Linked DNA regions of Homo sapiens: region 2 is linked to region 1. Evidence: read pairs that join two places in POLR2A ChIA-PET (ENCODE). Cell type or tissue: MCF 10A. All regions are shown on one strand. Links, peaks and the distances in the headings refer to the core of each region. The heading gives the core; the rest is flanking DNA.

The links. ChIA-PET counts read pairs that join two places held together with the same protein. Peaks named below come from ENCODE experiments on the same cell type or tissue, not always from the same donor. Only the 100,000 strongest peaks of a DNase experiment are listed, where the experiment ranks them.
Region 2: POLR2A ChIA-PET joins it to region 1 with 5 read pairs; 10 of 35 experiments call an interaction of 5 or more read pairs at or near these places.

The regions. Positions count from the first base shown.
Region 1 is chr4:4,653,532-4,664,034 of GRCh38, reverse strand. All of the region lies in intron 5 of LOC124900165, which reads right to left. The region is part of intron 4 of STX18-AS1 (STX18 antisense RNA 1 (head to head)); the gene reads right to left. Among named protein-coding and RNA genes, the nearest start is that of SNORD162, 5.5 kb to the left of the region's middle. RefSeq lists a cis regulatory region at 3,868-3,878 and an enhancer at 3,801-3,945. In MCF 10A, for the core only: no CTCF peak of the experiment used is centred there; a DNase peak (open chromatin) is centred at 3,864.
Region 2 is chr4:4,579,222-4,589,724 of GRCh38, reverse strand. The region is part of intron 2 of LOC124900165; the gene reads right to left. All of the region lies in intron 2 of STX18-AS1 (STX18 antisense RNA 1 (head to head)), which reads right to left. Among named protein-coding and RNA genes, the nearest start is that of LINC03091, 8.6 kb to the right of the region's middle. RefSeq lists an enhancer at 6,878-7,378. In MCF 10A, for the core only: no CTCF peak of the experiment used is centred there; a DNase peak (open chromatin) is centred at 5,914.

The sequences.
Region 1 (10,503 bases), core at 2,329-6,328:
CCATTCACAGGACTCCCTCACAACCACCTGAGGGCAGGGGTCATGCACCACCCACCCCTGGGCCCCCAGCCCTCTGCCAGCCAATGACGCATGGGATGCGTGTTGAGTGAATAAATGCTTAAAATGAATAAATGCTCCATAAATAACTGAGTAAATCTCAACAGTCTCCCCAAATGTGCATCCATATGAATCCCAACTTCACCTCAAAGGTCATATCCCCACATAGGAACAGAAATAGGAGAAAAGGAAACCAGCAAGGCCTTCAGTCCCCTAAAAGAGCAAAGATAAATAAAGGTGAAAATCCCTGTAAATTCTCTATGTTGGGCTCCCTTTAAGCTGGACATGAAACATGCCTCATGAGCCCTTGCTTTTTGGTGTGTGCATGTAAGAAAATTAAGAAAATTATATATATTTTTCCTTTTTTTTTTTTTTTGAGACGGAGTTTCGCTCTTGTTGCCCAGGCTGGAGTACAATGGCGCAATCTCCGCCTCCCCAATTCCCCAGTTCAAGCGATTCTCCTGCCTCAGCTAATTTTGTATTTTCAGTAGAGACAGGGTTTCTCCATGTTGGTCAGACTGCTCTCGAACTCCTGACCTCAGGTGACCTGCCCGTCTCGGCCTCCCAAAGTACTGGGATTACAGGTGTGAGCCACCGTGCCCGGCGAGAAAATTGTAATTTGTCTAGCTGTAGAAAATTCTCTTCTTTATGAGCTTCCAAACCCATCTTATCAGTGTGCAATTTTGACTGTTTGCTTTCTCCTGAATGAATATTGTTGTTGGCAGGAACAGCGATATGATTAATTCCCTGAGGGTGGTTAGCTTGGGATGACCAAGAGGGACCCACTGGATAACTTCGTAACATTGACGCTGGGAAGAAAAGTTCCAGATGCAGGTTGGTGTTTAATTTCTCACGGGGTCCCAAATCTAGGAAGAATCTTTCTAAAAGTTAAACGGCCAATCACTAAATATTTCCCAATGACCACAACCCACCCAGAAGGGGAAGTTAGGGCAGGCTGTGTTCTCTTGGTGTGAGAGTTTTTATCCTAAACTTTGTCCTGGACAAAGTGGCCAGCGACACAGTAGCCTTGATCGTGTCACTGCACTCTCCACTTCCATCCACAACTTCTTGCCAAGCCGCAAATTTGCCATTCTCTTGTTTCCTCTGCCTGACACTACATTCCCTTCCTGCGTTGGCCCTGCCTCCTGCAGGTCTCAGCTTAAATGTTACCTCCTCAGGAGACCTTTGAGCCCCATTCCAGCTCAGCCCCTCCTGCAGGCCCTTGTGTGATGGTCCCCAGGTAAGGTGACTGCATCTGCCCTGGCCACACCACACTCCAGCACCCAAGACCACACCTGGCACAGAGTGAGATTCAATATCCAGAAAGTAAAAACAGCTTGGCTGTCTCTTTGCAGCCTCTGGTTTAGTGAAAGGCACACACTGGCAGGAGGACAGAAACTGTCATTCATGTATAGTGACTCTAAGAGAGACCCAGAATAATCGTGGCTTAAACTCGAGAGAGAGGTTTGTTTCTCTCTCACCAGGGACCCAAGCTTCCTCTGTCTTCTTGCTCTGCCTAACAGGAAACTCCCACTCATGGCCCAATATGGTTCCTCTGGCTCCTGCCCTCACATCTGCACTCCAGCCAGTGAGAAGAAAAGGGGCAGAGGAAGGACATGCCCTGCAAGTTGCACATATCACTTTGGTTCACAGCTCATTGGCTGGAACCTGATCCCATGGCCACACCTGGCTGCAAGAGGGTCTGGGAAAGTAGGCATCAGCTAGGCACCCACATGCCAGCTAAGAACTCAATTACTGTAGAAGCAGGAGAGAATGGACAGTGGGGGACAGTGGGGGAATGCCACCTCCAGGGATCATCGTGAGTAACTCTCACCATCCTCTCCTCAGACAGTCTCTAACCAGTCACCATGTCCTTGTCCCTTGGGTTTAACCTTCCAAGGGTCCTCATCCCTCAGCTGGAATGCCACAGTAGTCCCCTCCCCACCAGCCCTGCCACCCCACCACAGCCACACTGGCCCCAATCTATCCTCCATATCTGAGAGTCCATGTGGTACAACCCTGTGGTGGGCAATTTGGAAATATATATCAAAATTGCAAATTCCCATGGAGCCCTTGACCCAGCAATTATATATCTAGGAACGTGTCCTACTATGCTGCTTATGTGCAGGCACAATGCTGCTATCCATTGTGGTCCAGTGCTATTCAGTGCAGGGCTGTGTATAACAGAGAACAACTAGAAATAACCCAATAGCTATGCTTATGGGATTGTGAATAAATCACAATATACCTGTGCATTGAGACCCTACCTATTACTCAAATAAAAAAAGGAAAGACTAGGTAGGTGTAGTGTCTCACTCCTGTAATTCCAGCACTTTGGGAGGCCAAGGTGGGAGAATCCCTTAAGCCTAGGAGTTCAAGACCAGCCTGAGCAATATAAGGAGATCCCTGTCTCTACCAAAAATTTAAAACTTAGCCAGGCATGGTGGCATGGACCTGTAGTTTCAGCTTCTTGGAAAGCTGAAGCAGGAGGATCGCTTGAGCCAGGAAGGTCAAGGAGAGTGCAGGGAGCTGTGATTGTGCCATCGCACTCCAGTCTGGGTGAGAGAGCAAGACCCTCTCTCCAAAAAAAAAAAAAAAAAAAAAAAAAAAAAAAAAAAAAAAAGTGTTCTGTGCTCTGATATGCAAAGATCTGCAAGATAAACTATTAGAAAAGAGATTCATGGTTGCCAGGGCAATATAGGAAATAGAAAGAGCTGGGCATGATGACTCATACCTGTAATCCCAGCACTTTGGGAGGCTGGGGCAGAAGATCACTTGAGATCAGGAGTTCTAGACCAGTCTAGCCAACATGGTGCAACCCTGTCTCTACTAAAAATACAAAAATTGGGCTGGGTGCGATGGTTCATGCCTGTAATCCCAGCACTTTGGGAGGCCATGATCCTCATGGATCATGAGTTCAGGAGCTCAAGACCAGCCTGGCCAAGATGGTGAAACATGGTCTCTACTAAAAATACAAAAATTAGCCAGGCATGGTGGCAGGTGCCTGTAATCCCAGCTACCTGGGAGGCTGAGGCAGAGAATTGCTTGAACTTCGGCGGTGGAGGTTGCAGTGAGCCGAGATCGTGCCACTCTACTCTAGCCTGGGCAACAGAGCAAGACTCTCTCAAAAAAAAAAAAATACAAAAATTAGTTGGGAGTAGTGGTGGGTGCCTATAATCCCGGCTACTGGGGAGGCTGAGTCAGGAGAATCCCTTGAACCCAGGAGGCAGAGGTTGCAGTGAGCCAAGATTGTGCCACTGCACTCCAGCCTGGGCAACAGAGCGAGACTCTATCTCAAAAAAAAAAAAAAAAAACAAAGGAAATAGAAAGTCAGGATTCTTTCTGGGGTGATGAGAGTATTTTAGAATGAGATAGTGGTCACAGTTACACAACTCTGTAAACATACTGAAAAACCACTGAATTATATACACTTTAAAGGGTAAATTTTTCATCACTAAGCAAAAAAAGCCAGGTGCAGAATGACACCATAATATTTTGTGTTAACAGGAAAAATAAGAATCTTCACTGACCATTGTTTCACTTAAACTCTGAAAGGCGACACAGAAAACTAACCTGGGAGACTAATGAAAATGGGAGTGGGGACGTCAAAAGGAAACTTTTCCATTTCCCTTGTATATTTGTTGGTTTGTGAGCCATGCGACTCTATTGTTGATTCAAATATTTTAATTAAAGAAACGGACCCTGAAGTGGCTCCCTGCTGCCTCCAGGTTCAAGTCCAAGATTTTGAGGCCGCAAAACAGCCTGGTCTCTGACTCACATCCTGCACAACCCCTGTTCCCTCCCCAGCCTCGCTGTGTCATCATTCTGTGTATCCTTGCTCTGGCTGGCTGTTCCTTCTACCAAAAACGCTGTTCTCCAAGCTGTTAACCTACTCACTCTCCACTATAGCTATAGCCACAAAGCAGGTGGGTAAGGCGTTGACCTTCATGGGTCCAAAGCCAGGCTCAAACTCTTCCTAGCTGGACAATCTGGGTAATTACCATATGCAAAATGGGAGCCATAAATACCGCCTGCCTTGTGAAAGAAGCTGCGTGTGCCTGACACATAGGGCCCAATGCGTGGTGGATGTTTTTATTTGGTTCAATCACAAAAGTAAAGAGAACCAGGGGCGCCTGGTGGGAGGAGCCTCTCCTTTACCTCCATGTATCTTGGGGCTGGAAAAACTAAACATTTGTTTTCTTAACCTCCTTTTAGGTCAGGCATGGCCAAGTGGAGGTTCCAGTGATCTACTGCTGCCAGTTATCTTTCGGCCACTATGGAGGTTCTAGTTACCTATCCCTGTCCAACCAAACACCTCTTAACTTAGGAGCCTAGGACAACTTCTGTATTTTGCTGATGGTTTTGTGGGTCAGGCAATCGGGAAGAGCCAGCTGGGTGGCTGTCTCTGCTCTACATGGGCCCAGTTAAGGTGGCTGGGGCTGAAGGACCCACCTCCAGGATGGCCTCACCTCATGTCTGGAGCCTCAGAACCCCTGAGCTCCCCCATCTCTCCAGGTGCCTTTTCCTCCTCCAGAGTTTCTCCTAACATGGCAGCCTCTGAGTTATCTGACTTCTTGCAGAGCGGAGGGAGGAGGTGGAAGCTCCTAGCCAGTTATGGGCCACACCTGGAGCTGTGCACAGGCAATTCCGTTGTGTTCTATGTAGTCATAGGATCTTCCCAAGTTCAAGACAGTGGAGAAACAACCCCTACCTTTTTTTTTTTTTTTGAGACAGAGTTTCACTATGTTGCCCAGGCTGAAGTGCAGTGGCATGATCTCTGCTCATTGTAACTTCTGCCTCCTGGGCTCAAGCGATTCTCCTGCCTCAGCCTCCCAAGTAACTGAGATTACAAGTGCCTACCATCACACCCAGCTAATTTTTGTATTTTTAGTATATACAGGTTTTCACCATGTTGGCCAGGCTGGTTTCCATCTCCTGACCTCAGGTGATCCACCTGCCTCAGCCTCCCAAAGTGCTGGGATTACAGGCATGAGCCACCGCTCTCAGCCCAGCCCCTACCTCTCGATGAGGGAGTGGCAAGGGCACCTTGCAGAAGAGCGTGTGTAATGGGAAATATCGCTGGCACCATCTTTGGAAAATACAATCTGCCATGCTGGGCTAAGCAGAAGCCTTTAGCAGATTCTGGAAAGCTTTGACTTTTTCAGTGAAAGGGTTCACATGTTGCTGGTACTGCCCCTGTTCCCCTTTCTTTCTTCCTTGAACAGGAATGTCATGGTCAGAGCAGCAGTAGCCATCTTGCAACCAAGAGAAAACAGTGAAGAGAAAAACAGACATGTCAGTCCTACTCCCTTGAACTGCTAAATCAACACCAGCAATCACCTGCCTTCGGGTTTCCTGTTACATGAGAAAAATAAACCTACTTTTCCAAACAGAATTCCAACTGATACAAGCAGGAGTTCTGACATAAGACAGAATGGGTTTGAATCTCGGCCTTTCTGGGGGTAGGAATCTTGGCTCTCTCTCCTTCAGTTTCTTCATCTGTAAAGTGCAGGCGACGATACCCACTATCTCATGAAGACCACATGGAAGACACATGTGAAAGTTCAGGACCCAGACTCTTTCCATCATGCTGTCCCCCCAGCTTAGCATGTGGCTTCCAGACCCAAAGTCCTCTCAGGATACAAGAGAGCTGCTAGAGTTCCAGACATCACATCTGCATTCCAGACACCTGGAAGGAGGAAGGAAGGAATGCTCGATCGAGATGAGTCAGCTCCCTTAAGGAATCTTCCTAGAAGTCCCTCTGACACTTCTGCTTTCATTCATTGGCCAGAACTTAGCCATATGACCACACCTGCCTTCAAGAGAACCAGGAAGTACAGTCTTTTAGTTGGGCATATTATAGCCCTGAATTCATTAGGTTTTGTTACTAAGGAAAAGAGATGTAGAGTGGGCAGCAGTCTGCCCCAACTCTGTGCATCTCCTCCGAGGCTGTTCTAGCACCCTAACTTCATCTTCCACTGGTTCCCATCCTGCAAGCTCCACTCCAGGCAGGCCTGTCCCCTGAATCCCCTGGCTACCATGCGCTGAGTGGGCATCCTTTTCTTGTCCGGACCCCAGGGTCCTCCTCTATAAAATGACTGGAGAGGCATTGTTGTGTCTAAGCCCCCATATCTGTCTGACAGCAGCAGTTCTCTGCTCTGTCTCTCTCACCCCCACTGTCATCTCCACCTCTGAGACACATGCACAGACCTTTCTCAACTGCTCAGTTCCTACCTCAGAACAGCCAACACTGAAATACACCCACAACCCATCCCCTCCCTGCTTTCTCATTGGAGACCAGCACCACAAGAGAAGCCGAGACCGCCAGCTAGATGCTCGTACTCCCAGCCTCCCTGACAACTAGGAGTGGCCTCTTGTCCTAGGTCTGCTAAGTGAGACATCAGTGATGTCTTTCAGGGCAGGGAAGCTTCTGGGACAGTTCTTCGTCACTGAGGAAGGAGAGAGGAGCGTTCCCTGTCACTCCCTTCCTACTGTGCTATTGTTGGGTGAGGAGATGATGCTCAGAGCTAGGCTGACACATTGTGACTGTGTGGGAAAGGTCAGAAGAATCTTAGAGAGGCCAAGCAAAGGCCCTAAAGTGGTTGGGCTCTCAGCAGTTTCCTTGTAAAGTTTTTGGATAAGTTAGGATCAGGGTCTCCTGCGTATGAGGATTAAATGATCCCGCTCAGTGTAATCTTCACGACATCCATGAAGTAGGTAACACTGTGACCCCACTTCACAGATGGAGAAACTGAGGCTCAGTAAGTAGGTAACACTGTGACCCCACTTCACAGATGGAGAAACTGAGGCTCAGTAAGTAGGTAACACTGTGGCCCACTTCACAGATGGAGAAACTGAGGCTCAGTAAGTGCCCCACACAGCCCATGAATAGAAGTGAGACCCAAGTTTGCCAAACACCCAAGCTTAATAGTCATTGAACAATTCTGCGAAATGGAGATTTAAAAACACAAATGCATGAAATGATAGGCCTGGCCCCCTGTCAATGTGCAGATTGTAGTTATTGTTGTTACTGACAGCACATGGCTTCCATGGCCAGGAGGAACGGCAAGTGGGAGGGTTGCATCCATTCTAAGCCTTCTGCGTTAGTCATTTCTGATGCTATCACAAAATACCTAAGAGTGGTGAATTTATAAAGAGCAAAATTGTATTTTTCAAAGCTCTGGAGGCTGGGAACCCAAAATCAAGGCACTAGCAAGTTCAGTTCTGGTGAGGGCTGCTCTGTTTCCAAGAGGGTGCCTTCTTGCTGCATCCTCTGGAGGGGATAAATGCTGTGTCCTCACATGGTGGGAGGAAGAGAAGGGCAAAGGGACGTATGTAATGAAGCCTCTTTCATAAGGTGATGTGGTTTGGATCTGTGTCCCCACCCAAATCTAATGCCGAATTGTAACCCTCAATGCTGAAGGTGGGGCCTGCTGGGAAGTGATTGGATCATGTGAGCAGTTTCTAATAGTTTAACACCATCCCCGTAGAGCTGTCTCATGACAGAGTTCTCAGATCTGGTTGTTTAACAGTGTGTGGCACCTTCCCTGTCTCTCTCCTCCTCCTGCTCCAGCCATGTAATGTCCCTGCTTCCCCTTCACCTTCCACCATGTTTGAAACTTTCCTGAGGCCTCCTCGGAAGCCATCATGCTTCCTGTACAGCCTGTGGAACCATGAGCCAGTCCAACCTTTTTTGTAAATTATCCAGTCTCAGGTATTTCCTTATAGCAGTGGGAGAACGGACTAAAACATAAGGCATTAGTCCCATGCATGAGAGTGGAACCCTCAAGACCTAATCATCTCCTAAAGGCCCCACCTCTTAATACCATTACATTGGCCATTAAGTTTCAACATATGAATCTGGGGAACACATTCAGACCACAGCGTCTTCTAAGGTCAGATAACCATGTGGTTTTTATTAAAACTCACATTGCTTTGCATTTTTCCTTCCCTTCCCTACATCCTCTGCTATTATATCTACCCTAAAAGGTTCAGCCTGCTCCCCCTTTTATTTTTTTGAGATGGAGTTTCGCTCTTCTTGCCCAGGCTGCAGTGCAATGGTGCAATCTCGGCTCCCCACAACCTCCACCTCCCAGGTTCAAGCGATTCTCCTGCCTCAGCCTCCCGAGCAGCTAGGATTATAGGCATGTGCCACCATGCCCGGCTAATTTTGTATTTTTAGTAGAGACAAGTTTTCTACATGTTGGTCAGGATGGTCTCGAACTCCCAACCTCAGGTGATCCACGCACCTTGGCCACCCAAAGTGCTGGGATTACAGGTGTGAGCCACCATGGCCGGCCTACCCTGCTCCCCTACTAAGCTCATGCATGTCTCCCTGCCTTTGCCCATGCTTATTCCCTGTGCTGCCTGCAGTGCCCTTCCTGTTGGTTCTTTCTTTCTTTTTTTTTTAAATATTAAAACTCCTATTCATCCTTCAATGCCTAGGTCAAATGGCACCCCTGTTCGTAGCTTTCCTTCATGCCTCCTTATACTCCTGATAAAAGAATTATTGCTCCTACCACCACCCTAGAGGGCCTGGAAAGGGCCTAAAATGTAAGCACTTACAGATCAAAATGTGGTTACTATCAACTCCTAATTATCCATAGGTTGAGAACTGCTTTTCTGATTATAGAAGTGACAGGCCATTGCAAACCTGGGACCAACCACCTCCCCAAGCAGGCTCACGAGTTAAGCCAAAGAGGAACCCAGACACCTTGTGAGTTGATCTGCTTGACAAGAACCAGGGACCCAGAGCCCCACCCTTCTTGCCTCCTCCTCATCAGTCCTGCAGCCCAAGGCTATGGATTGGCCTCCTCCTGTCAATAAAAGCTTACTGTTGCCTTGGAGCTGAGATTCCAGGGGCAGGATAAACTTAAAAACCAGTTACCATACCCAAACATACACGGTCATCTGCTTATGTCAAAGATAGCATTGCAGTGATCAGTCAATTGAATGTCTATGTGGGGAAAAAACAAAGCTGAATTCCATCTCACACCATTCACAAAAATCAATTCCAGATAGCTTATAGATCCAAATATGAAATGAAAGGTAGGCTGGGCGTGGTGGCTCACGCCTATAATCCCAGCACTTCGGGAGGCCGAGGCGGGCAGATCACCTGAGGTCAGGAGTTCGAGACCAGCCTGAACAATATGGAGAAACCCTGTCTCTACTAAAAATACAAAATTAGCCAGGCATGATGGTGCATGCCTGTAATCTCAGCTACTCGGTAGGCTGAGGCAGGAGAATCTCTTGAACCTGGGAGGTGGAGGTTGCGGTGAGCCGAGCGCCATTGCACTGCAGCCTGGGCAACAAGAGGAAAACTGTCTCAAAAATTAATTAATTAATTAAATAAAATGAAAGGTAAACAATAATGTTTTAGAAGAAACATAGAATAACATCTTCATGATCTCAGAGTAAACTGAGATTTCTTTTTTTTTTTTTTTTTTTTTTTTGAGATGGAGTCTCACTCTGTCGCCCAGGCTGGAGTGTGGTGGCACGATCTCGGCTCACTGCAACCTCCGCGTTCCGGGCTCAAGCGATTCTCCTGCCTCAGTCTCCTGAGTAGCTGGGACTACAGGCATGTGCCATCAGGCCCAGCTAATTTTTTTGTATTTTTAATAGAGACGGTGGTTTCACCGTGTTAGCCAGAATGGTCTCCATCTCCTGACCTCGTGATCCACCCACCTCGACCTCCCAAAGTGCTGGGATTACAGGCGCGAGCCACTGCGCCTGGCCTTAGATTTCTTAAATAGGACAAAAAGGGTGCTAACTACAAGATTAAAAACTAATAAAGTGGGATATATTAAAATTAAGTACTATATCCAAAAACACCATTAAAAGAGTGTAGCAGCAGCCCACAGAACAGGAGAATATATTCACAATATATACACCTGACAAAAGAGTAGTATCCAGAATATATAAAGAATGCCTATAAACCAATAAGAAAAAGAAACTATCCTATTTTTTAAATGGGCAAAAGACTTGAGCAGATACAAAAAAAAAAGAGAATATTCAAATAGCAATAGGCATATGAAGGTACTCTATATTAGTCATCAGGAAAATGCAATTCTTTATTCTAAAGGAGGTGAGAGCCACTGGGCTTTAGCACGGGACAGACGTGTTGAAAAATGGACTAAATGGGGCTGTGTGAGTTTCCCGGAGCTGCTATAACAAATAACCACAATCTGCATGGCTTCAAACAACTGAAATTTACTACTCACTGTTCCAGAGTCCAGCAGTTTAAAATCAAGGTGATTGGCTGGGCACAGTGGCTCAGGCCTGTAATCCCAGCACTTTGGGAGGCTGAGGCAGGCAGATCACTTGAGGTCAGGAGTTCAAGACCAGCCTTGCCAACATGATGAAATCCCATCTCTACCAAAAAATACAAAAATTAGCTGGGCATGGTGGCGAGCACCTGTAATTCCAAATACTCAGGAGGCTGAGGCA
Region 2 (10,503 bases), core at 4,217-8,216, 76 kb after region 1:
CTGTCTCAAAAAAAAAAAAAAAAAAAGAAGAAGAGGAAGAGGCTGGGCACAGTGGCTCATGCCTGTAATCCCTTCACTTTGGGAGGCCGAGGTGGGTGGATCACCTGAGGTCAGGAGTTCAAGACCAGCCTGGCCAACAGGGTGAAACCCTGTCTCTACTAATAATACAAAAATTAGCCAGGCATAGTGGCGGGTGCCTGTAATCCCAGTTACTTGGGAGGCTGAGGCAGGAGAATCGCTTGAACCCAGGAGGCAGAGGTTGCAGTGAGCCAAGATTGCACCATTGCACTCCAGCCTGGGCGACAAGAGCAAAACTCCATCGCCAAGAAAAAAAAAAAAAGAAGAAGAAGAGGAAGAGACACCAAAGAACTCCCTCTCTCCATGTGCACATGGGAAAGGCTGTGTGTTGTCACAGCAAGGCAGGTGAATACACCTTCTCTCATGCTGCCTCAGTTCCTCAGATTAGATCGCTGGATCTTAGCATTGTCTCAAGGATCCTTTGAGAATCTGATAAAAACACATGTGCAGGTAGGCCCAATCTCTGCTTGAAATTTCAGAGGCACACACTAAAGAACATCATGAGAGGGTCCTTGAACCCCCTGTGGTCTCTGTAGTGCCTACTAGTCTTAATGTTTCCCCACCCTGGTCCTACGCATGATGCATGCAACGAACGACTCTACACCAATTATTCTCTAATGTGAGCTTCCTTTCAGGGCAATGAGAACAACTGCATGTCTAGAAAAAAATCAAAGAATGCTAGGGTGTTCTTCCTCTCCTGTCCAGACAAACCATTAACCTTTTTTCATCAGGGAAGAGAACCCACACTGAATAAAAAACTTCTTACATGCCAAGTACTATGCAAAACTTAATTCAAACTTTTGCATCTGCCTGAAGATAGGTTGCTGTTATCAGACCTAACTTGTCACCAAGAACCACTGTAAAAGCTGAAAATTTTTTAAAAGGTCTGTTTGAAGGCATCAAAAAATATCCCAGGCAGGCCAGACTTGAGGGATCAAGACCCCAGAGAAAAACATTAAAGTGAGTGCTGCATCCCCTGTGGGTTTCATCCCTTGCAGTATATTTCACAATGTGGGGTCACAGAGACCTAACTGAAAGCAGTGAGCTAGAGCATGAGGCAGCATCTTACTGGGATAAGAAGAATCATCTTAGTCCATTCTGGCTGTTATAAAAAAGGCTGGCTTATAAACAACAGACATTTCTTTTTTATAGTTCTGGAGGCTAAAAGTCTGAGATCAGGGTGCCAGCATGGTCAGGTTATGGTAAGGGCCTTCTTTTGGGTTGCATAGTAACTTCTACTAGTAGCCTCACATAGTGGAAAGAAAGCTAGCTGGATCACAGTCCTTTTTTTTTTTTTTTTTTTTTTTTTTTTTTTTAATTTTACTTTAAGTTCTGGGATACAAGTGCAGAATGTGTAGTTTTGTTACATAGGTATATGTGTGCCATGGTGTTTTGTTGCATCTATCGACTCATCATCTAGGTTTTAAGCCCCACATACATTAGCTATTTGTCCTAATGCCCCCCACTCCCCAACTGGCCCTGGTGTGTGTTGTTCCCCTCCCTGTGTCCATGTGTTCTTATTGTTCAACTCCTACTTATAAGTGAGAACATGCGGTGTTTGGTTTTCTGTTCCTGTGTTAGTTTGCTGAGGATGATGGCTTCCAGCTCCATCCATGTCCCTGCAAAGGACATGATCTCATTCCTTTTTATGGCTGCATAGTATTCCATGGTGTATATGTACCACATTTTCTTTATCCAGTCTATCAATTGATGGGCATTTGGGTTGGTTCTATGTCTGCTATTGTAAATAGTGCTGCAATAAACATACATGTGCATGTGTCTTTATAGTAGAATGATTTATATTCCTTTTGGCATATATACCCAGTAATGGGATTGCTAGGTCAAATGGTATTTCTGGTTCTATATCCTGAGGAATTGCCACACTGTCTTCCACAATGGTTGAACTAATTTACATTCCCACCAACAGCCTCACCAGCATCTATTGTTTCCTGACTTTTTAATAATTGCCATTCCAACTGGCATGAGATGGTATCTCACTGTCGTTTTAGTTTGCAGTTCTCTAACTATCAGTGATGTTGAACTTCTTTTCATGTGTTTGCTGGCTCATAAATGTCTTCTTTTGAGAAGTGTCTGTTCATATCCTTTGCCCACTTTTTGATGGGGTTGTTTGTTTTTTCTTGTAAATTTGTTTAAGTTTCTTGTAAATTCTGGATATTAGACATTTGTCAGATGGGTAGATTGCAAACATTTTCTCCCATTCTGTAGGTTGCCTGTTCACTCTGATGCTAGTTTCTTTTGTTGTGCAAAAGCTCTTTAGATTAATTAGATCCCATTTATCAATTCTGGCTTTTGTTGCAATTGCTTTTGGCGTTTTCCTCACGAAGTCTTTGCCCATCCCTATGATTGCCTAGGTTTTCTTCTAGGGTTTTTATGGTTTTGGGTTTTACATTTAAATCGTTAATCCATCTTGAGTTAATTTTTGTAGAAGGTTTAAGGAAGGGGTCCAGTTTCAATTTTCTGCATATGGCTAGCCAGTTTTCCCAGTACCATGTATTAAATAGGAGGTCCTTTCTCCATTGCTTGTTTTTGTCAGACTTGTCAAAGAACAGATGGTTGTAGATGTGTGATGTTCCTTTTGAGGCCTCTGTTCTGTTCCATTGGCCTATATGTCTGTTTTGGTACCAATACCATGCTGCTTTGGATACTGTAGCTTTGTAGTATAGTTTGAAGTCAGATAGCATGAGGCCTCCAGCTTTGTTCTTTTTGCTTAAGATTGTCTTGGCTATACAGGATCTATTTTGGTTCCATATGAAATGGCCTCTTCTTATAAAAGCATCAATCTCATTTATCAGGGCTCTACCCTCATGACCTAATCACTTCCCAAAGGCCTGATTTCCAAATACTATCATATTGGGATTAAGATTTCAATATAGAAATTTTGGAGGTAACACGAACATTAGTCCACTGCATTCTGTTCCAAACCCCGCAAAGATCATATCCTTCTCACATGTAAAATATATTCATTCCATCCCCAAAGCCCTCAAAGTTTTAACTCATTCTAGCATCATCAACTCCAAACTCTTATCTAAGTATCATCTAAATCAGATAAGGTGAGACTCAGAGTACAATTCATTCTGAGGCAAAATTCACAGCTGCAAACATGTGAAACCAAACATGTTTTCAAAATACAGTGGTGAGACAGACATAGATAGACATTCCCATTCTGACACGGAGAAATAGAAAAGAAAGAAGGGTTAACAGATCCCAAGGGAGTCCCAAACCTCACAAGACAACTTTCACCAGGTCTTCAGGCTGAAGATAATCCTCTGTGGCTTGATGCTCTCCCCTCTAGGGCCACTGGACACACTGGGGCAGAGGTACAGTCTTGCAGACCCACTTGGGAGGTGGTCTTCTCCAAAAAGCTCTGCTGGACAGGACTTGCAGCTCCAGGGCTCTGCCAGGAGGTGGTATCCCCAACAGCTTTGGGTGGAGCTCATTTCTGTTGAAAGCAAGGCAATGGTCCCTCCTTTTGAAACTAAGAAGGTAACCTACTGACCTCTGCATTGCCCTTGGGTTCATTCTTCCCCTTGTCTTTAACAAGAGCACACATTCACAACTGAATAGCTCTATAGTCCTGTCCTGTAAAATCCAAAAAGTCCAACAACTTTCCTTCATTCTTTACCATCCCCTTCCTATTTAGTTCAAACTGACAGTTGTCCTGCTGGGAAACCGCTGGTTGATTAAGTCCATGGTTCACACCTATACTGACCTCCATATCAAATGGTCAGTTAGCCACACCCTTAGTGTTATTTTCCAAACACACTTTCTCCATTTTTGCAATATGAGTAGGCTGAGAATTTTCCACATCTTTAAGTTCTAGTTCCTTTTGCTCGATAATTCCATCTTCAAGCCATTTCCATCTTCTTATGTTTTGCCTTAAGTGGTCAGAAGGAAGCCAGTGACTTCTTCAACACTTGGCTTAGAAATCTCCTCTGCTAAATATCCACTTTCACTGCTCACGAGTTTTATCTTCCACAAAAATACTAGAATGCAAAGACAATTCAGCCAAGGTTTTTTGCCACTTTATAACAAGGATTGCCTTTTTTCCATTGTCTAACAATTTGTTCCTCATTCCTGTCAGACACCTCATCAGAATGGCCTTTATTAGCCATATTTCCACCAACATTCTGTACACGATTATTTATGTATTCTCTAAGAAGACAGAAGCTTTCTCAATACCTCTCATCTTTCCTTTCTGAATCATCTTTAAAAGTACTTTTGGCCAGGCACAGTGGCCAAAAGTGCTGTAATTCCAGCACTTTGAGAGGCCAAGGCAGGAGAATAGTTGAGCTCAGGAGTTGAAGACCAGCCTGGGCAACATAGCAAGACCATCTATCTACTAAAAATCAAAAAAATTAGTCAGGTGTGATGGCACACATCAGTAGCCCTAGCCACTGGGGAGGCGGAGGCAGTAGGATTACTTGAGCCCAGGAAGTCAAGGCTGCAGTGAGCCATGATTGCACCACTGCTCTCCAGCCTGAGTGACAAAGCAAGATCCTGTTTTTATGTTTTTTGTTTTTTGTTTTTAGTGACAATTTTGACCTTTCCTAGTATGCACTTCAAAAGTCTTAACAATTTTGACCTCTCCTAGTGGGCACTTCAAAACTCTTCCAGCTTCTACCCATTACCCAAAACTGCTTCCACATTTTTAGGTATTTGTTATAGGAGGCACCCCCACTTTTTGGTACCAGTTTTGGTCTTCATCAGTTTAAGCTGCTATAACAAAATATCACAGACTGGCTGGCTTATAGATAACAGAAATTCATTTCTCACAAGTCTGGAAGATGGAAAGCTGAGATCAGGTTGCCAGCATGGTGTGGTTCTGATGAGGACCCTCTTTTGTGCTGCAGACTGGAAAAATTAGAGTTTGGAGTAAAAAGTGGCCATGACATAAGGGACTAGATACCAGATGACGGGGAACCACAGAGAAGTGAGTCCTACAGTCTGTATATGATTTCTCCCCAAGAGAAATCCTGTGTAATCACAGAAAGAGGCCCAGAGAACCCCACTATAAAGCAACTTCTAAAGCTAAAAGATGAGCAGAGAACATGGCAGTCTCATGGGGTTGGGGAAATAAAAACTGGAGTTCACAGCAAGTTAAGGATTAGGGCTCCCAACAAACACCTCAAGCTTTCCACCGAAACCCTAAAAAGGGTTAGAATAAGAGGAAATGTGAAACAGGCCAGCTGTGACTAGATAAAGATGATTTGGCCATACTCTATGTGCCAATAAGAAGAAAATTAAACCCTTTCTGAAAGAATATAACACCAACCATAAGCTCTATAACTTTTCATATGCAATTTTCAGCCTGCAATAAAAAATTACCAGGCAGGACAGGCAACATGATTAAATGCTGAAAATCAAGAGAAAAATGGAGAGTAAAAACAGACAGCAGAAGAACCAGGTATTGAACTTTCCAGACATAAACTTTAAAATAGCCATGATTACAATGCCAAAAGACAGGCAGAGTGGTGGAGAAAATCCCCAGAAACTGGCATCTATTTAAAAATAGCCAATTGGAAATCCTAAAATTGAAAAATATACAATAGAAAGTAAAATTTTAATTGTTAGCTCAGTATACCTATCAGAAGAGAGAACAAGTGAACCAGAAAATAGAAATATAAAAATATTCAAACTAAAGCAGAGAGAAAAAGGATAAAAATACAGAAAATTAGACATATATATGGGACCAAGTAGAAGATATTTAACAACATGTAATTGGAGGCACAAGAATACAGGAGAGAAAAAATGGAGCAGTTGGTGGCGAATTGCACGTGTCAACTTGACTAGATTGTGGTGATTCATTGTTTGGTGCTGGGTTCTGAATGTCTGTGTCCTCCCACAAAATTCATGTGTTGAAACCGAAGCCCCAAGGTGATAGTATTAGGAAGTGAAGGCTTTGGGAGGTGATTAGATCACAAAGGTAAAGCCCAGATGTGGAGTAAAAGGGGAAGAAAGGTGGGTAGGATCTGAAAACTGTTAGCATGAAACATAAAAATATATAGTCTGGGCTGGGCGCAGTGGCTCATGCCTATAATCCCAGCACTTTGGGAGGCCAAGGCAAGTGGATAACCTGAGGTCAGGAATTCGAAACCAGCCTGGCCAACATAGTAAAACTCCGTCTGGGTAGCTGATGGGATGGTGCCCACCCAGAGTGAGGGTGGGTCTGCCTCTCCCAGCCCGCTGACTCGAATGTCAATCTCCTCTGGCAACGCCCTCACAGACACGCCCACAAACAATACTTTACCAGCTATCTAGGCATCCCTCAATCCAATCAAGTTGACACCTAATATTAACCATCACACCAATTAAAAATAAAATAAAGGTAAAATGAAGATACTTCAGGCAAGAAAAAACTTTGAAAATGCATTGCCAGTAGACCAACACTAAAAGAAGTATTAAAGGAAATGATTCAAGATAGAAACACGAAAAGGTAGAAATAAATGAGGAGTGCTGGGAATGGTAAATATATTGGTATATGGGTAAATATAAGTAAATTCTGACAACTTAAACCAAAAGTAACAATGTTCTCAGGAAATTAAAATATATGTAGAATTAAATACATGATAACGTAGCACAAAAAGCAGAAGGAGAGAAATGGACTAATGGTGTTGTACTAACAACACTTGCCATGGTAACATCCAAAACTAAACAGAATGTAACAAGCCAACAATGAGTATTCTACTCTCTAGGGCAGGGGTTCCCAACCTCTGGGCCATGGACAGGTAGCAGTCTGTGGCCTGTTAGGAACCAGGCCGCACAGCAGGAGGTGAGTGAGGGGTGAGCGAGCATTGCCGCCTGAGCTCCGCCTCCTGTCAGATCAGCAGCTGCATTAGATTCTCATAGGAGCGCCAACCCTATCGTGAGCTGCACATTCCAGGGATCTAGGTTGCAGGCTCTTTATGAGAATCTAACAATGCCTGATGACCTGAGCTGGAACAGTTTCATCCCAAAACCATTCCCCTGCCCCCGATCCATGAAAAAAATTGTCTTCCATTAAACTGGTCCCTGGTGCGGAAAAGATTGGGGACCGCTGCTCTACGGGAACAGGTACAGGAATAATACAGAATGCATAACGAATAAGTTAGCAGGGTGGGGAAAATGGAATAATTTTCAAAATTTTTTTAGCAATCCAAAAATTATCAGATATCTAAAATAGTAAAACCCAATTACATTGTGATTATATGAAACATTTACCTTAAAGATAAGGAGTCTGAAAAACTGAAATTAAAAGGACAGGAAAAGCTGATACATAACTACATTAACATATACTTAATAACAACACTACATAATTATAACACATACATATGTAGTTATATAACATATAAAGACAATACATTCTGTAAGGCAAGATTTGTTACTAGAGATATTTTATAATATCAAAAAGTCATTTAATAAGATAATAATTTAAAATTTGCATGCAGCAAAAAACATAGCCTCAAAGAAAGTGGGACAAAAGGAGAAACAGTCAAATCCATTATCCTAGTGGAGATTTTAAAATACATCTCTCAGTTATTGAAAGAAAAAGCAGAGAGAAATTCAGTAAAGATATAAAAGATTTTAACATGATTAATGAACTGGAGCCAATAAAAATAAATAGAGCTGGCCGAGCACGGTGGCTCACACCTATAATCCCAGCTCTTTGGGAGGCTGAGGCAGGTGGATCACCTGAGGTCAGGAGTTTGAGACGAGCCTGGCCAACATGGTGAAACACTGTCTCTACTAATAATATAAAAATTAGCCAGGTATGGCGGCACGTGCCTGTAATCCCAGCTACTGGGGAGGCTAAGGCAGGAGAATCACTTGAACCCAGGAGACAGAGGTTGCAGTGAGCCGAGATCATGTCGTTGCACTCTAGTCTGGGCAACAGAATGAGACCCTGTCTCAAAAAAAAAAAAAAAAAAAAAAAGGCAATGCAACCAACAGCTGCAGTTTACATATTCCCTTTTTTTTTTTTTTTTTGAGACAGGGTCTCACTCTGTTGCCCAGGCTAGAGTGCAGTGGCACAACCGTGGCTCACAGCAGCCTCAATCTCTGAGGCTCAAGCTATCCCCGCAACCTCAGGACCATAGATGTGCATCACCATGCCCAGCTATTTTTTTTTAAATTTTTTGTAGAAATGGAGTCTCACTATGTTGCTCAAACTGGTCTCAAACTCCTGGGCTCAAGTGATCCTCCTGCCTGGGCCTCTCAAAGTGCTGGGATTACAGGCGAGAGCCACCATGCCCAGCCAATCTCAATGAGTTTGAAAGGTTTATCATCATACAGTTATACTCTCTGATCATAGTGAAATTAAGCTAGAAATCAATAATAACATAACTAGGAAAACTCTAAATATTTATATTTATGTGTGTATAGCAGCATAAATCATGATAGCCAAAACCGGAAGCAAACCACATGCCATTCAACTGGAGAAGAAATAAACAAGCTGTGGCATATCCATACAATGGAATACAGGGCAGCAAGAAGAAAGAGCACATGACTACTATACACGGCTACAGGGAGGAGTCTTGCACGCACATTGTTGAATGAAGGAAGCCAGATATAAAAGACAGCTTACTCTATGGTTTCATTTATATAAAATCCAAAAATGAGCAAAACTAATATACAGCAACTGCAGTACAAATAGCGGTTCCCTTTCTTAGGGGATAATGACAGGAGGCACATAGGAGGGGGACTTCAGGGCATCTATCAGGCTTCATATCTTGATCTGAGTGGTGGTTCCAAGGGGATATTCATCATTTTGTAAAAGTTCTTAGTGCTGGGCACTTGAGTTATGCAAATTGCTGGATACAAGTTCTACTTTCAGAAGAAGTTTGCCCCTCGCCAAAACAAGAAACTTCATTCATAGGCTGGTTAAATAGCCAGATCTGGAGTCAGGCAGCCTGAGCTCAAATCCTGGCTCAACTGTTTACACTCTGTGTGTCCTTAGACTATGTAGCTTCTCTACGCCTCAGTTTCCTCATCTGCAAAATGGGGATATCACCAGTACTTAAGCCTAAGGTTGTTTTGTGGACTTATGAGTTGATCCATGCAAAGTACTTACCATAGTATCAAATATATAGTAAGATCTCAACTTACATTGCTCTTTTTAAAAAAGATCTTTGCAACCAACCTAGAGGGCCACACAACGTTGGGAGTAAAAGCAAGGACTTTATACCCTTGGACATTTTTCCCAGAAAAGTAAAAACTTTTGTTTGCACAAACACCTGTACGTGAATGTTCACAGCAGCATTTCTCATAATGGCCAGAAACTGGACACAGATATTCTTCAGTGGGTAAATGGTTAAAGAAACTGTGGTACTTCTATGCCATGGAACACCACTCAGTTAAAATTAAAAAAAAAAACAAAACACTACTGATGCATGCCATAACTCAGTGACTCTCAAGAGAATTAGACTGAGTCAAAAAGCCAATCCCAGAAGCATATACTTCCACTTACAGAACATTCTCGAAATAATGAAATTATAGAGATAGAGAACAGGTTTAGTGTTACAAGAATGAGGGATGCTGGGTGACATGGAGAAGTAGATGTGATTATTAAAGGCTGCAGAAGCCTGTGCTGACAGAGCTGTTGTGTATCTTGACTGTGGCGCTACATACATGGACCTACATACATGTTAAAATTGCAAAGAACTAAATACACTCACATGAGGACAAGTAAAACTGAGGAAATCTGAATAAGGCTGGTGGATTTTATCAGTGTCAATATCTTTGTTATGATATTGTAGTACAGTTTTGCAAGATGCTCCCTTTGGAGAAAACTGGATAAGAGTTACACAAATCTCTCTGTATTACTTCTTACAACTGTGCGTTCATCTACAATGATCTTTGATGTCAGTCAGCCAAGGTCAGGTAATGTCCTGACTCCATCATTTACTAACTAGGTGACCTTGGGCAGGCAAACATCCTAAAGGCTCAGTTTTCTCACCAATGAAGTGGAGATAGTTAAGAGTTCCCACTCCCTAGGGTGAAGTGAGAATGAAGTCACTCAGCATAGTGCCCAGACAACATAAATCCTTCACAAATGTCACCTTAAGGAAAATTGCATAGTTACAAGTGAGAAGAGTGGAAGTGACTGGGTCACCCCAAAACGAGCCAGAATCCTGGTCTCTGAAGCTGGGTTCCAGGCGGTGAGACAGGAAAGGATCAAAGTGAGAAATCTGTGGGTGGATACACTGATTTTCTCCTCCTGACGTTTTTGTGTGTGTGTGTGTGTGTGTGTGTGTGTGTGTGTGTTGGGGGAGGGAAGAATTAGGAGCGGGGTGGGGGTGCATTAGGAGACAAAGGAAGAAGGGGTCAGAAAGCAGGCACCAAAAAAAAAAAAATGCTAAGAAAATCAAAGGGCTGCATGGAAACAATCCTTTCAGGGACTATTGTGCTCTTGCCCAGCTCCTCCACCGG